Regions from separate parts of the Homo sapiens genome. Here region 2 is linked to region 1. A link is a loop called in an ENCODE intact Hi-C map of the cell type or tissue named here. Cell type or tissue: OCI-LY7. All regions are shown on one strand. Links, peaks and the distances in the headings refer to the core of each region. The heading gives the core; the rest is flanking DNA.

Region 1 (7,508 bases), core at 200-5,199:
AAAAGTCAAATTTACTCAACAGAATTACCATGATAGACTTTCACAAATTCTAACAGATTTCCCCAAATTGGATGTAAGTGACTTAGGGGACTTCTGTGGTTATGTAAATACGGGCTTTCAGAGAACCAGTGTTTAACCAGTTTGGTGTACTCATTTGACAGAAAAGGAAACAAAATAATTGACTTAGGTTACTCAGTAAGTTAGTGGCAAAGAACTAATTTGTTGAATTTATAAAAGTGAGAACAGAATTTGGGTTTTTTGATTCCCTAGTATTCTTTCTTTCCTCCAACCAAAACCCATCTAAGGAGGCCCCAAGCTGTCTTCTCAGGCTTTCTGTGTAAACCCTGGGCTTGCAGGTGCCAACCCAAGTGTTAATGATAGCTGTGGGTTATGAACACAGAAGCTAGCAGCTCACTGGTTGTCTGGGCTTTATCTCTTCCACCTTCTTTCCAAGGGTTTTTTTTTTCCTCTGGGCTCAGCTTGGGTCAGTGGTGTAAGATCCACCACTGTTTGTGATCTTGTTGCTTCATCAGCTGATGACAGTCAGTTCAGCACTGACTGTTTTCTTCTTTGGCAAGGAGAGATCACATGGGAGCTATGACTTTTGAATGAAGCCAGAAACCTTGAGCTCCTTTCTCTGCTGCACATTGCAGTTTGCCTGTTTCTTTTTTTCTCTTTTTTTTGGAGACTGAGTCTCACTCTGTTGCCCAGGCTGGAGTGCAGTGGCGTGATCTCAGCCCGCTGAAATCTCTACCTCCTGGATTCAAGCAATTCTTGTGCTTCAGCCTCCCGCGTAGCTGGGATTACAGGTGCATAACCACGCCTAATTTTTGTATTTTTAGTAGAAATGGGGTTTCACCATGTTGGCCAGGCTGGTCTTGAACTCCTGACCTCAAATGATCTACCTGCCTCAGCCTCCCAAAGTGCTGGGATTACAGGCGTGAGCCACCACGCCTGGCCTGCCTGTTTCTTTAGCTGTAGAAAAGCAAGAGCAGAAACTGCCTGGCAAACTAACAAAGCCTTATGACACCATGTGTGGGGTAATGTGGTTGCAAGGTTAATTGAGGTTGTGAAGGGCGTGGGGATCAGCAGTATAGTCTCAAAGCCTAAATCTGCCGTTGCCCCAGAATAGTCCCTGAAGGCAGGTGTAGGCAGAGAGAAATGTTTGGCTTCTGTGACAGTACTTCATATTTAAACAAGTTATAATGGCTTTTTTTTTTTAAGCCAGAGTATCACAATCTCAGCTCCCTGCAACCTCCACCTCCCAGGTTCAAGCGATTCTCCTGCCTCAGCCTCCCAAGTAGCTGGGATTACAGGTGCCCGCCACCACGCCCGGCTAGTTTTGTATTTTTAGTAGAGACAGGGTTTCACCATGTTGGCCAGGCTTGTCTCGAACTCCTGACCTCAGGTGATCCGCCTGCCTTGGCCTCCCAAAGTGCTGGGATTACAGGTGTGAGCCACTGCACCTGTCCAATAATGGCTTATTTTTAAAATACAGAAGTGCTTAAAATACAAAAATTCTTGCTAGAGGACGGACACTTAGGTTGTGTCTAGCTAGGATTTGACACAGTTGCTCAGTAGATGTTTGTTGAATGAGTGAATGGTTTCTTGGGAAAGGTCAGGTACTAGAGAGTACCTGGGGGTGAAGAAAGTGATTTAAGAATGAGATTTTTGTTTGTTTGTTTGTTTGTTTGTTTGTTTTGAGACAGTCTTGCTCTGTTGCCCAGGCTGGAGTAAAATGGCGTGATCTCAGCTCACTGTAACCTCTTCCTCCCAGGTTCAAGCGATTCTCCCACCTCAGCCTCCCGAGTAGCTGGGATTACAGGCATGTGCGACTATACCCGGCTAATTTTTGTGTTTTTTTAGTAGAGACGAGGTTTCTCCATGTTGGCCAGGCTGGTCTCGAACTCCTGACCTCAGGTGATCCGCCTGCCTTGGCCTCCCAAAGTGCTGGGATTACAGACATAAGCCACAGTGCCTGGCCAAGAATGAGATTATTCTTAACTGATTTGATATTAGGAAATATTTGATTTTAGCCAACAACATACTTTGATCTACTTAGTATCAGATTTTTGTGGTTCTTTTTAAGAAGTTTTGTCTTTTTCATCCTCAGTGTTATAGCCATCAGAGGTAGGAGAGTTCAAATGTATTAACATTCTATTACTCTTTTTAAAGCCAGGACTAGTTATCTGAGAACAGCTTCAGAGTGGAGGGTTAGATATTAAGTTGTCATTCACTGAATGCTTATTGTCTGTCAGGTACTGTTCTGAGTCCTAGGAATCCAGAAGTGGTAAAGGTTCCTGCTCTCATTCTGGTGGAGAAAAGATAGTAAATAGCATGTCAGATGAATGCAGTGAAGCCATGGAAGGGAGTAGGGAGTATCTGTGCGGGGAGAGGGTGTCAGGCCTGTAGTCAAAGAAGCAGCAGGTGCAGGAGACCCAGGAGGTGGGGCAGGCTAGGGAGGTGAACACTGGGACATGGGATTGGAGGTGGTAGTCAAGGGTCGAGTTTATATGCACTGGTGAGATATCTCAGGAGATGCTGGCCTGGTGATTTAAAATGCATTAGTAAAATGTAGACGACATTTAAATCTATCTGAGATCACCTTGGAAGGGAATGTAGGAAGAAGGGTGCTGTGGGGAGCATGAATGTTTGGGGTAGAGCTGTGAGCACTAGCCAGCACAGGACTTAGAGGGGTCAGACTCTCCACCTAGAAGCTGTGAGGAAAATACCGCAGGCAGGATGCATGGCCAGCCCGCAGCGTTTCAAGAGGTCTGTGAGATAAAAACTGAGAATTGGTCATTGGGAGGTCCTTGGTGAGCTTGTAGGCTGTTTAGATGGAGTGGTGGACACAGAATTCTGGAGAGAGTGGGTTCAAGAGAGGGAGGAGAGGAGAGACACAGTGTGTCTTGGGAGCAAAGAGAGGGAATTGGAAGGATTTTGGGGCTATGGGAATTTTTGATTTTTTTTCCTAAAGATTGAGAAATAACAGCAAATTTTTAGGCTGATGGGAATAGTCAGGTGGAGGGAAGAATTTCTAGTGCTGAGTTCCTGAGCAACAGGAAGGGTACATGCAGGGTCGGGGGCTGGTCATTGCTGGGTCCCACAGCTCTACCACTGCACTGAGAGCGAGGTGGGTGGGAGCCGTGACTGTCGGCACCCGCATCCCTTCTGATGCCTGTTTTCTCAGAGGACTAAATAGACAGGGCCCCTGGCCAGGAGAGGGAACTGGGGAGGAGACACTGCAGGCGTGGAGGGAGAGGGAAAGAAATTGTTCTTCAAGTGGTAGGGATGAAAAACTGCTGGCCCCAAGTGACCGTGGTGTGCTTTTGTTTGTTACAGGATATTCATCCGTTCTATGCTGATTTGATGAATATTCTCTACGACAAGGATCATTACAAGTTGGCTCTGGGGCAAATAAATATTGCCAAAAATTTAGTGGACAAGTAAGGTACTTTTTTCTGTAGTGTCTTTTAAGTTATCGAAAGTGGAAAAAATAATATTTTTTATTTTTTACAGTGTTGCTAAAGATTATGTGCGACTGATGAAGTATGGCGACTCTCTCTACCGCTGCAAACAGCTGAAGCGTGCGGCCCTGGGACGGATGTGCACAGTGATCAAGAGGCAGAAGCAGAGTTTGGAGTATTTGGAGCAAGGTGCTTGTCACGCATCCGCGGGAACCGTGCTAGCATCCTGCTGAGAGGATGCGTCCTTGTTGAGGACTTGAGATGTCTGTTTTTCTTGTATTTTGGAGATGACAGGGTCAGTTATTCTTCCTAGCTTTACCTATGAGAAACAGTAATAGGCTGGTTTTTATTGAAAATAAATACTTACAAATCAATAGCACTGATAAGAAAATTTATATATTTCATATTTAATAGGTAAGGCATACACAAAAAAGTCACGAGAAAATACTGAAAAGTATAAAAACTAAGGTGGCTCATAGTTTATTATTGACTTTTTTATTTTTAAAAACACTTGTATTTAATAGGACTTTCTGAATTAATGTACTAGGATTCTGTTGAAACAATTACTTGCTTATTGTGTGTATTCTTACATGACAAATTATTTTGACTCATTCGGTTTTGTTTTCTCTCCTGCATCTTAGAAATAATTTTTAACAAAATTTGTGATACTTGGATGCCTTGCAGGTGCTTTGCTACAGATCTGTGTGGTCTTCATGATGGCCGGGGTGCCACCCTGGAGCCGTGTTTGTTACAGACGAGGTGGCAGAGTGGCAGTAACCCATGTTGTAGCCCAAACGGCATGGCCTGCAGGCTTCAAAGTGCACTGGTTCCCTAATGTCATCTTGCTAATGAGAATTGTCTGGACACTGCCAGACATGCTGTTGGCCCCACCTGTCACCTAATGAATTAAAACGTGGGCTTAGAAGGGCTGAGGAATATGATTCTTACCAGAGCCAAACTTGGGAGATAGCAATTGAATATACTATGTGTATACTATTACTTTCTGCAACTATTTTCTCCATCACTTTTGCATTACAAAAGTTGGAGTAAGATGAATATCACCATAGGCCTGGACTGTAACTAAGTTGAAAAGAAAATTTAAAGCAAATCTTAAACTTTGAATTTCTTAATTTTTCAATTTGAACTTTTCCTAGTGCGTCAGCATTTATCCCGTTTGCCAACCATTGATCCGAATACCAGGACCCTGCTTTTGTGTGGGTACCCAAATGTTGGGAAGTCCAGCTTCATCAACAAGGTTGGTCTGGTTTTTATCGTAAAGCAAATCATCTGACTATTTTACGTCAGTGTTACTGTATTCTGGCGGCGTGGGATTCAGGATGGCCTTGTAGGTCAGTGTTAACTGTATTCTGACTGCGTGGGATTCAGGACGGCCTTGGTAATAATTTCGGCCTCCGAGTTGGTCCTTGAGTAAAACACTGCCCTGGTCTGCAGGAGTTCCCGGTGCCTGAGCACGCCGAGCTCCTCTTGGTGAGGATTTACTTTGTCTGTATCTACATTTATATTACTATTACAGAAGCCATTACTTTTTGTTCTTGTGTGTGTCCTATAATTTCTAAGGAATTTGAGACATGTAAGTGCATTTTTGTTGACAACTGGGGAGGTTTTCTTGGGTGTTGTTGGCCTGTCCTGGAGTGGCTATGCCAGCGGGGCTCCGGTGGCAGGTGACACTCACCCAGCTGGGGTCTTCCCGTCTGCAGCTGCATCTGAGTGATCTGTTACCTTGGTTGCTGTGTCAGCTTTCACATGAAATCGTATGTGGTCTAGTAGAGGGACGGTGCCGAGTCGCTCTTTCCCTGGGTGAGCTCACTGACTAGGATAAGTGTAACATTTAAGGGACTCGGTCATTTGTTGCTTCAGGAAAGTTTGGCTGAGTTTCAGGGACTCAGGAAGAGGCAAAGCAACATTTAAAATGTGAATTTACAACCAGCAACAGCTCATGTGCCAAGAAAATGGTCAAATTTTATGGCTTACTCAGTGCCAAGATCACTTTATTTTTAATTAAAAAAATTTTTTTCTTTCTTTTTGTTGAAACTTTTTCTTTTTGAGACAGGGTCTCGCTCTGTTGCCCAGGCTGAAGTGCAGTGGTGCAGACATGGCTCGCTGCAGCCTCAACCTTCCGGGCCCAAACAGTCCTCCCACCTCAGCCACCCAAGTAGCTGGGACCACAGGTGCACGCCACCGCACCTGTTTAATTTTTTTATTTTTTGTGGAGATGGAGTCTCACTGTGTTCCCCAGGCTGATCTCAAACTCCCGAGCTCAAGCCATCCTCCTGCCTCAGCCTCCTGAAGTGCTGGGATTACAGGCATGAATCACTCCACCCTACCTTAAGATCACTTTTGCTTTGAAATAGATTTGTGAGTTTTATTTTGTCTACAGGTTGCTGTGACATGGTGACCAGCAAAGCTCTGCAGGGTCCTTGCTGATTTTTCAAATGCTTGTCAGCTCTGAACCTGCCCTGAGCTCTGAGCCAGTGCTCTGTGGCCGATTTGGTGGCCACTGCACTGGGTGGCTTTTTAAATTGCAGTTTAATTCAGCAAAATGAAAATTTCAACTCCTCAGTCACATGAGCCACATACTGAAAGTTCATTAGCAGTGCATGACTGGTGGCCCGGTTTGGACAGTGCAGACAGAACATGCCTGTCATCATAAAGAGCTCTGCGGGCATTGCAGGCGGTGGGGCAGGACTTGGGAGGGTGAGGGGAGGTGGTGGCTGTCCTCCAAATGCCAGCCCTCACGCTGTCCTAGTACCCCAGTCCTTGGCCTGGTGGTGCAAAGGGAGAGGTACCAGGCTCCTATTCGATGCAGTTTTATCGTGTGAGGTTTCTTCTATGGTTATTTCCTACCCAAAATCAGTCTTGTTAAAACACACAGATCCCACGTGTACACAGAGGAAATGAGGTGATTCTGAAAGTTCTCACTTGTTCCAGGTGACGAGAGCAGACGTGGATGTCCAGCCCTATGCGTTCACAACCAAGTCTCTGTTTGTTGGGCACATGGATTATAAGTATCTACGTTGGCAGGTGAGAGTCTTGTCTTTATTTTTATTCATTTATTTATTTTGAGTTGGAGTTTCACTCTTGTTGCCCAGGCTGGAGTGCAGTGGCATGATCTCAGTCCACTGCAACCTTCACCTCCCAGGTTCAAGTGATTCTCCTGCCTCAGCCTTTCGAGTAGCAGGGATTACAGGTGCACACCACCACGACCGGCCAATTTTTGTGTTTTTTTAGTAGAGAGGGGGTTTCACCATGTTGGCCAGGCTGGTCTTGAACTCCTGACTTCAGGTGATCTGCCCGCCTTGGCCTCCCAAAGTGCTAGGATTACAGGTGTGAGTCACACTGCACCTGGCAAGAGTCTTGTCTTTAAACAGAACAAATATCTTGGTTTATCAAGAACTTGAAATTTCTCCATCATCATAAAGAAAACTCATCTGAGCTCTTGGGATGCATAAGAACAGGTCGCATGTCTCTGATATAATTCAGGGGAGGCAGCCAGCTGCCAGTGTGGATTTCTGCATTTTCTTAACATAAAATGAAATTATCTTTGTGTCATTTCTAACTCTGTTATCAGAAATGGCATATATACAGTTTAAAAGCGTGAAGCAGGCTGGGCACAGTGATTCACGCCTGTAATCCCAACACTTTGGGAGGCCAAGGCAGGCAGCTAACCTGAGGTCAGAAGTTCGAGATTGGCCTGGCCAACATGGCGAAACCCCATCTCTACTAAAAATACAAAAATTAGCTGGACGTGGTGGTGGGTGCCTGTAATCCCAGCTACTTGGAAGGCTGAGGCTGGAGAATCGCTTGAACCCAGAAGACAGGGGTTGCAGTGAGCCGAGATTGTGCCATTGCACTCCAGCCTGGGCGACAGGAGCGAAACTCTGTCTCAAAAAAAATAAATAAATACAAAGCAAGAAGCAATGTTTCCACACTCTAATTTTGTAAATTGTGAAGAAAGTAATTCCTAAGACATGGGAGGGTTCTCAGTTATCCCAGTTTTTGTGTTTTATGATGTCGCTGGTA
Region 2 (7,508 bases), core at 1,252-6,251, 170 kb before region 1:
GCACAACAGTGCCCTGTGTTTAGATGCTTGACTTGTTAGTCCAAATGGTCACAGGAATTCACTAATTCCAATTGCAATTAACTGGTAAAAACTGCCTTACCAACTAGTTAAACAAAAACTAGACTAAGCCGACCTCATGAAAGGCACAATTTCTGAGTTCTAAACAGAGATTGTATCTTTTGTGATGAGAAAGCACCTGTGTGATGGCTTGAGGGGCTGGACCAGGATTTGTCCAGGTCTCCTCCAGCATTCCTTGTATGGAATTCCACATCTGCAAGCCCATGGAGGCATCCCTCCCATCTTCGTGGGTACTGCTAACTGCCACCTTGCTGTCCCACTACTGGTTCGTGGGTACTGCTAACTGCCACCGTGCCATCCCTCCCATCTTCGTGGGTACTGCTAACACTGCCACCGTACCGTCCCACCACTGGTTCATGGGTACTGCTAACTGCCACCGTGCCATCCCTCCCATCTTTGTGGGTACTGCTAACTGCCACCGTGCCATCCCACCACTGGCTGTGGAGAAGTCCATGCCATCCTCCACTAAAGACCAGCACAAACATTTTCCACAGGAGAAACTCTGATTAATCAACCCAAGCAAAAATCACCATGTCTCATGTACTTACCGCCACAAAAACCTATCACTTATGTTTGGGTCTGTCCTGCCAGTAAGTTATAGCAGAAGGAGATAATGCTTTCTACACAGTGGGAGAGTATTCGAAAGTTTTGAAGGAAAAACACCGACAAACAAATTGCTCCGTGGAAGATGCTTACTCTGCTCATTGAAATGAATGGCTCCAGTCATTTCAGACTCTCCGGTACAGCTGCCACACAGAAGAGCTCACGTGCACACCCGTGTGTAGGCTGCAGTGCATGCGACAGCAAGTTCCTGGCCATGCCTGTGCCACAGCACAACACGCCTGTGCACTGTGGAGTCCTGTGCAGCACATCGCTATTTCCAAAACCTCTACAGTTGCTTCCTCCTAGGCCAGCCAGGGTGTCAGTTATTACTTAGTGGATTTCACGTTACAAGTCTTTTGAAATGCTCATTCTTGTGCCTTAACCTTAATCCATTTAATTAAATCTCAGGTTTGGTATAAATTAGATTTAAATGTCTTGTGAAGAGGTATATGCTTTATGTACTCACTGTAAACTTCTCCTCCCTTTTCTTCCGGTAGCCAAAGGAATTCTTCCTAGAGGAGTGGAAAGTGAAAGACTGTTATTTTTTTCCCACTTGGAGAATTTATTATTGAGCACGTTTGCACTCACATAATCAAAGTACACATCAATTCAGTCTTTATCACTTTGAAACCTTTCAAAGATGACTTTCAATTCTAAAATCCCAACTTCAGGAAGCGTAAGCAGAACAACACAAAGTTGACAGCAAGGGACTAACGTGGAAGTCCAGGCAAGTGATAAAGAACAGAAGAAAACACTGACTGAAACCAACTCCCTGGTGCCTCCTTGGGATGTCTGTTAAGACATGAGTACTGAACATCCACTGGGTGGAAATGACAAGACACATAAAATCTGAGACTGAGCTCCATCAATGAGTTGTTTAAAATGGTGGTGAGAATTTTCCCGGCGCAGATTTGCTTTACATCAGATTTAAAAGACCCCAAATACCGCGTCCCATCCCTTCCTCTGCCCTCTCAGCTTCCTCCACTACTGCCTCAATGGCTGACCCCTTCCCACGAAAACCACACAAGGACCTCTGTGCCCCAAAGACTTCCTGCCCTCGCCTCCCAGCCTCAGGAACCACATTCTGGACCTCCCCATGCAGGCAGCAAGGCCACGCCACACACGCAGTTGATAACCACAGGACAGACACTGATTAAGTGGTGACTTCACGTGGAGACCTAGGACTCTAGGATGGCCAAGACATTCCCATTTCCCTGGACAGGTTATGTGGTCTAACAAGTCACATGACACACATTCATCTCAATGGATAATTTAATGGAATGCAAAGACTCCCCCAAGGGCCTTGTATTACATAACCTGGAAAGGAGTTAAGAAATAGTCTTGACTAATTCCTTCATTTACAGAAAACCAAAAACTAGTCTTGCCTAAGATGGCCTAACAGTGGAAAACTCTGTGGAACCTTGGGCCAAACCCTCTAGGGCAAGGACGGCACAAACCTTTAGGATTCTGGAGCAAATCCCTATTATCTCCTACAGAAAACTTTCTGGAAATAGCTCCTGGCTTTCTACTGGTGCCTTGCGGAGACTGCAGGCCAGACTATGGGACATGGATGAGTACTGAGCCACAGGTGGGGCATGAGTCCTGACAACCCAACCTCCTGTAGGAACAGGGGGCTTGGTGCTCCTTGTCCTGGATCCATGCCTGTGGCCTCACAGGGAGAGAGGGTCCTGGGCCTGCATTATGGACAGCCACCCCAGTACACACCTGGCTCAGCACCACTCCCTAATAGGGGGTGCTCCCAAAACCCAGGGAGCTGAACTCCTACTCCGCTGCGCCAGGATTCAGAAGTAGTGGAAAGGTGGGGCTACAATGACCCATGAGCAGAGCTAGGGATGCAACCAGATGAGAGTCTTCAGTGGGACAGGACTCAACTGGCCCTGGGGACCTGGGAGGGGTGTGAGACGGATGGTGTCAGCACCTGCTTGCCCAGAGGCATTGCCCTGAGCGCTGGACAGAGGGACAGCAGCCACATGGGCAGAGGACATCCCGCAGGGCTCGGCACAGGGCATCCCTCCGCCAAGGGCAGCCTGCTCGTCACTACCGGCTGGGACGCAGGGGCACCCATCCCTTGGAACACAGCGGTGTCCAGGACACAGACCTGCCTGCCATGGGGTCCTATCCCAGTCACCATCAGTGGGCCCAGCCAACACTCCCCCACACCCTCACTGGGCTCCACGTAACCCGTGTCAGACCCAGAAGCCCACCTGCAGCCGTAGAACACTGTCAGCTGTCAGTGCCCATCATGCAGAGAGCAGGTTGGCTGAGCCAAGGCTCAGTGACAGGGCCATGGTGGGTTACAGCTCACAAGGGGTAGCAAGGGACCCAGGGTGGTCCCAGCACCATAGAGGAAACATCACTGTGACACCCGCGACTCTGAATGCAGTGGTGTGAAGGCCTGAGACCCTGAAGAGGTGTGCTTCCCCCAGCTGATCCTAACAGTAGCTCCACCAAGGCAGCCACCTGGCGCCTGGGGCTCCTCATGCCATTCAACCCAGCTGGGCCGTGCCCTGCCATGGCCGCCATGCAAGGGTAGGGACATGTGTCTGGACTCTGGTAAGGGGTTCTCCAGGACATCTTAGCACTTTGGTCCAATAGAGAAAGTTAATGGAAACAAAACAAACCCTCCCAAAAAGGGGAGGTGGAGGCATGGCTGCTGTGGATCAGGTTCTCAGGGCAAGCAAGGCCTGGCACACCTCCCTGCAAAACAGCACAAGCTCTTTCTCAAGACAGAGGGAAGGAGGAGGTTACGAAGGTCAGCTCTGGCTTCAGAACCCATCGCAGAAACAGGCTGCAGGAGTTGCATGCGCTTTCCCTGCCCACCACTTCCTAAACCACTCCCTAAACCACTGGTGCGTGCTTCCTAAACCACTCCCTGCCCACCGTGCCCATGCTGGTGTGCGCTTCCTAAACCACTCCCTGCCGCAGTGCTCAGGTCTCAGGTGGGAGGACAGTTGTCCTCCCTTGGTGGGGAGAGAGAGGGTCTCCATTGGTGCAAGATCTGCATCTGTCAGGCAAAAGCATAAACTTGTTACAGTTGCATTTGGAAGTTCAAGTATTGTTGAAGGGTATCCTGGGTAGACCACATTCGTCAGCAAGCTTTGGACTCTCAGCTTCAAAGCCACCTGTATACATTTTGTGAGGTAGCTGGAATTCAACAAGCCCCACTTTCATTTGCCAGGAAACTCCTTGTGACGCTCGTATGAACAAGGCACACTGAAGAGCACAGGAGGCTGAGGCCGGGGGGCCTTGTCCATCTAGTCTGCCTCCTTCCACACCGTGCCCACAATTGATGCCCCTCAGAGGGAGCCACATGGCCTTGATGAGTAGGGCTCTGTCCCAAGTCTGAGCCCCAGCTCTGCAACCCTCCTCCCTCCAAGCGTCTGGGTCTTAAGAACCCCAAACTGAGACCCAGGGCTAGCAACTGCTCCCTGAAGTCACTGACTCTCCATGACACGGTGGGCCCCTTTTGGCTTTGCATCTCCAAGGCCTGTTGAGCCAACCTGATGCCATGTTTCCTGTGAGACACAGGCCAGTGCCAGCTCTCCCAGACCATGGTGCCTTCCAATGCCACTGCACAATCCCTGCAGGAACTCCTATGTGCTCATTGAATCATTATGGGCAGGAATGAGATGCTTCTGATGCCTCTTCATGTTGAATTCTCACTGCACAGAGGGTGTGCACTGTGGCAGGCAGGAAGAGGAGCTTGCACGTCAGGGATGGTGCTGTACACATTGTATATAGAACACCCTGAAAAAGCTCAGGTATTTGAGTCACTTGTTTGTCACTTATGAGAGGAAAATCCTGACGGTCCTTACCAAGGCAAGGACTGAGAAGATCAACTGGCCTTATCAACAATGGGCAGGTGCGGTGGCTCATGCCTGTAATCCCACCACTATGGAAGGCTGAGGCAGGAGGATGGCTCTAGGCCAGGAGTTCAAGACCAGCCTGGGCAACACAGCGAGATCCTGTCTCTACAAAATATTTAAAAACTAGCCAGGCATGGTGGTGTGCATTTGAAGTCCTAGCTTCTCAGCATGCTGAGGCAATAGGATTGCTTGAACCCAGAAGTTCAAGGCTGTAGTGAGCCATGATCATGCCAACGTACCCCAGCCTGGGCAACGGAGTGAGACCCTGTCTTAAAAACAAACAAACAAACAAACAAACAAACAAAAACCTACTACAGGATTGATGCCAAAAAAATGTTAAACAAAACCAAAAATGGTGGGCAGGAAGCACAGCTAAGACCCGTCCTGGCTAGTCTCAACCCTCCAATGAGATGAGACTGCAATGCTGATCTGCCTGGTTACCCGCTCCAGGCTCCACCTGCAGTGCCTGGTGCACACCCAGCTGGAGGGCGCCAGGCCAGCAGCCATGGGGCAGAGCCTGGACACCGCCCTTGCAGAGGGGCCTGGTGAGCCAGGGGTGCTGCCAAGAGGAGACTGCAGGCACATGGGATGGAGTCTATGGCTATTGAGCTCCAGTGTTTCTACAAATAATGATCTAAAACAACTACAGTTCTCACTGAACCATTTCATATTCCAAAAAAGATGAAGCCATTTAAGTCTTAGCAATTATATAAAACCCTTATGTTTATAGCCTTCAGTTAGATTTTCTGTGACATATTTAAAGACAATTACAAAACATATCTAAATTAAATAATTTTTAAAATATTAGTTTATGATGTTACACAGTAACTGCTCAACAACTCACCTTCCCCTCCCTAAACCAGGAGAGGATTCGAGACTGCCTGGCTCCACACGCCCAGGCCCAGCCTCTCTCTTGGCATATGCTGAAGGGTTTTGAATCCGTGTTCTAGTTTGACCTGCTTGCCTTGTTTGTGGACTCCGGACACCATTAATTAATCGATCTGCAGTGAAGTTAAATATTGAAGGACTTTCTAATAACCCAGGTCCCCTCTCTGCACTAGGAATCGCATGCCGCAGATGAGATTTACTAGGATTCCTGTAAATAAAAATGGTTTTATGTGTTGAGTTATAAAATGATCAAGGCATTACATAACATGCATACTGACATGGAATAGCTAAGCTGAAATCTGCTCTCTGTTTAATAAAGTATAAAAATAGGATTTGGAATGGTTAACTCCTAACATATAGGATAATGCAAATCTATTAACAATGTGCCACAATTCTGCTTAGCTGTTTTTCAGTCCAGGCCCAAATTAAAATCAGGCACACCTGATGTGTACAAGTTGCCCCAAAGCCTCCTCTCAGAGAATCTGAGGCGGGCACCCATGCCAGATTGTAGTGCTTAGTCTTTACAGAATGCAGCTGTGTGCTTCAGGTGGCTCTGTCTGCGAGGAGCAGGACTAGTGATCAAAGCTCTCTCATCCCAACTCCGGAAGGGCAGTAGCGTAAAGACCAAAACTGCTAAGACCGCCCCGGAACTTGCCTGCTTCGAGGAGGATACTGTCTGAGAGAAGTCAGAGGAGACGCCGCAGGCTTGAACGCTGGAGACGTAAACCCATTTATAAATCCAGTATTTGGAAATGGAGTTACCTAGATTCATTTGAAAACAGACAAGTAAATAAACCATAAAACAGACTTCAATTTCATTAATACCAACAAATCTGTGGAAACTGAGGGCATTTCTTGATGTTGTCAGAGTCATGACCCATGCTGAGACATGTATTTTACAATTTTATCACCAATGGGTGCTGTTTAGAAGTAGGCTGGAGCTTTTGTGCATCCTTTCAGCCAATCCTTACAACAATCCAGCGAGGAGAACTGACACATGCGGAAGCAGGCACTGAGAGGAAAGACGTGGTCAAGAGCGCATGGGCTCCAACAAGTGTTGTAACCTTTAGCATGTCAGTCTGATACGACCTCCATCACTGGCAGGAAGTCAACAGTTCTTGATTCCTGATGGCTTTAATACAACTCATCAACATTCTCAATCTTAGGAGCACCTGCACACCCACTGCTGCTCACTCGGCTTCATCCAACCACAGCCTGACAGGGCCTTTACCTTTACCCCGACACAAGTCCTGCTCTGCAGATCAGGGTATTTTCAGATCATCATTATTCCCCAAGTCACAAGGTAAGTATGGCATGCAAATATACTAACATAAGATTCAGAAGAAATTAGAAAGGGTCACAGAACCCCTAAAAGATCTTAAGTAGTTAAAAATATTGAGCATAGAATTTTAAGTATCGGCCAACTATTTTTAAAATCTAGACACATACAAAAATAAGATAAAACTTATTGTTAAAACAGTTCCTTTAAAAACAAACAAACAAACAAAACTCAAGACCATTCATTCTAATTCTCTGGCTTCTGGACCCATGGTTTCCAATACGTTCTGCATCACTGATATCTCGCTCCTTATGCTCCTGACACAGGGCACTTAGTTCCTGAGGGCCTTCCAGTCCACACCCTCAATGTCACTAAAGTGACAGAGATACGCATAGAGCCCTCCTTGTTTGGAGGAAGAGAGAAAGGAAAGGAAAAAAGCAAGTAATTCTCCTTAATTAGAGCTAACTGGAAGATATAACAGAAAAAGAATATTATAGCTTAGGACTAAAATAAAATCATACAAAAGGGAAGTTAGAATCTTCAATTTGCTACTTGAGAAACTCTTCACTCTGTAAGAATCGGACTTTTTAAAATACATCACACATGGCCGGGCGCAGTGGCTCATGCCTATAACCCCAGCACTTTGGGAGGCCAAGGGGGGGCGGATCAAAAGGTCAGGAGATCAAGACCATCCTGGCTAACATGGTGAAACCCCGTCTCTACTAAAAATACAAAAAAATTATCCGGGCGTAGTGGCGGGCGCCTGTAGTCCC

The links. Peaks named below come from ENCODE experiments on the same cell type or tissue, not always from the same donor. Only the 100,000 strongest peaks of a DNase experiment are listed, where the experiment ranks them.
Region 2: a loop joins it to region 1, with 2.1 times the contacts of the local background. A loop is called at or near these places in 4 of 110 quality-filtered maps.

What each region holds. Positions count from the first base shown.
Region 1 is chr10:992,587-1,000,094 of GRCh38, forward strand. GTPBP4 (GTP binding protein 4) reads left to right here. Exons shown (of 17, transcript NM_012341.3): 2 at 1-73; 3 at 3,343-3,446; 4 at 3,520-3,656; 5 at 4,622-4,722; 6 at 6,417-6,509. Among named protein-coding and RNA genes, the nearest start is that of GTPBP4, 7.9 kb to the left of the region's middle. In OCI-LY7, for the core only: no CTCF peak of the experiment used is centred there; no DNase peak of the experiment used is centred there.
Region 2 is chr10:819,653-827,160 of GRCh38, forward strand. It overlaps LARP4B (La ribonucleoprotein 4B), which reads right to left. Exons shown (of 18, transcript NM_015155.3): 12 at 6,112-6,218; 13 at 5,413-5,664; 14 at 1,148-1,193. Among named protein-coding and RNA genes, the nearest start is that of LARP4B, 110 kb to the right of the region's middle. In OCI-LY7, for the core only: no CTCF peak of the experiment used is centred there; a DNase peak (open chromatin) is centred at 3,539; H3K27ac peaks cover 630 bases.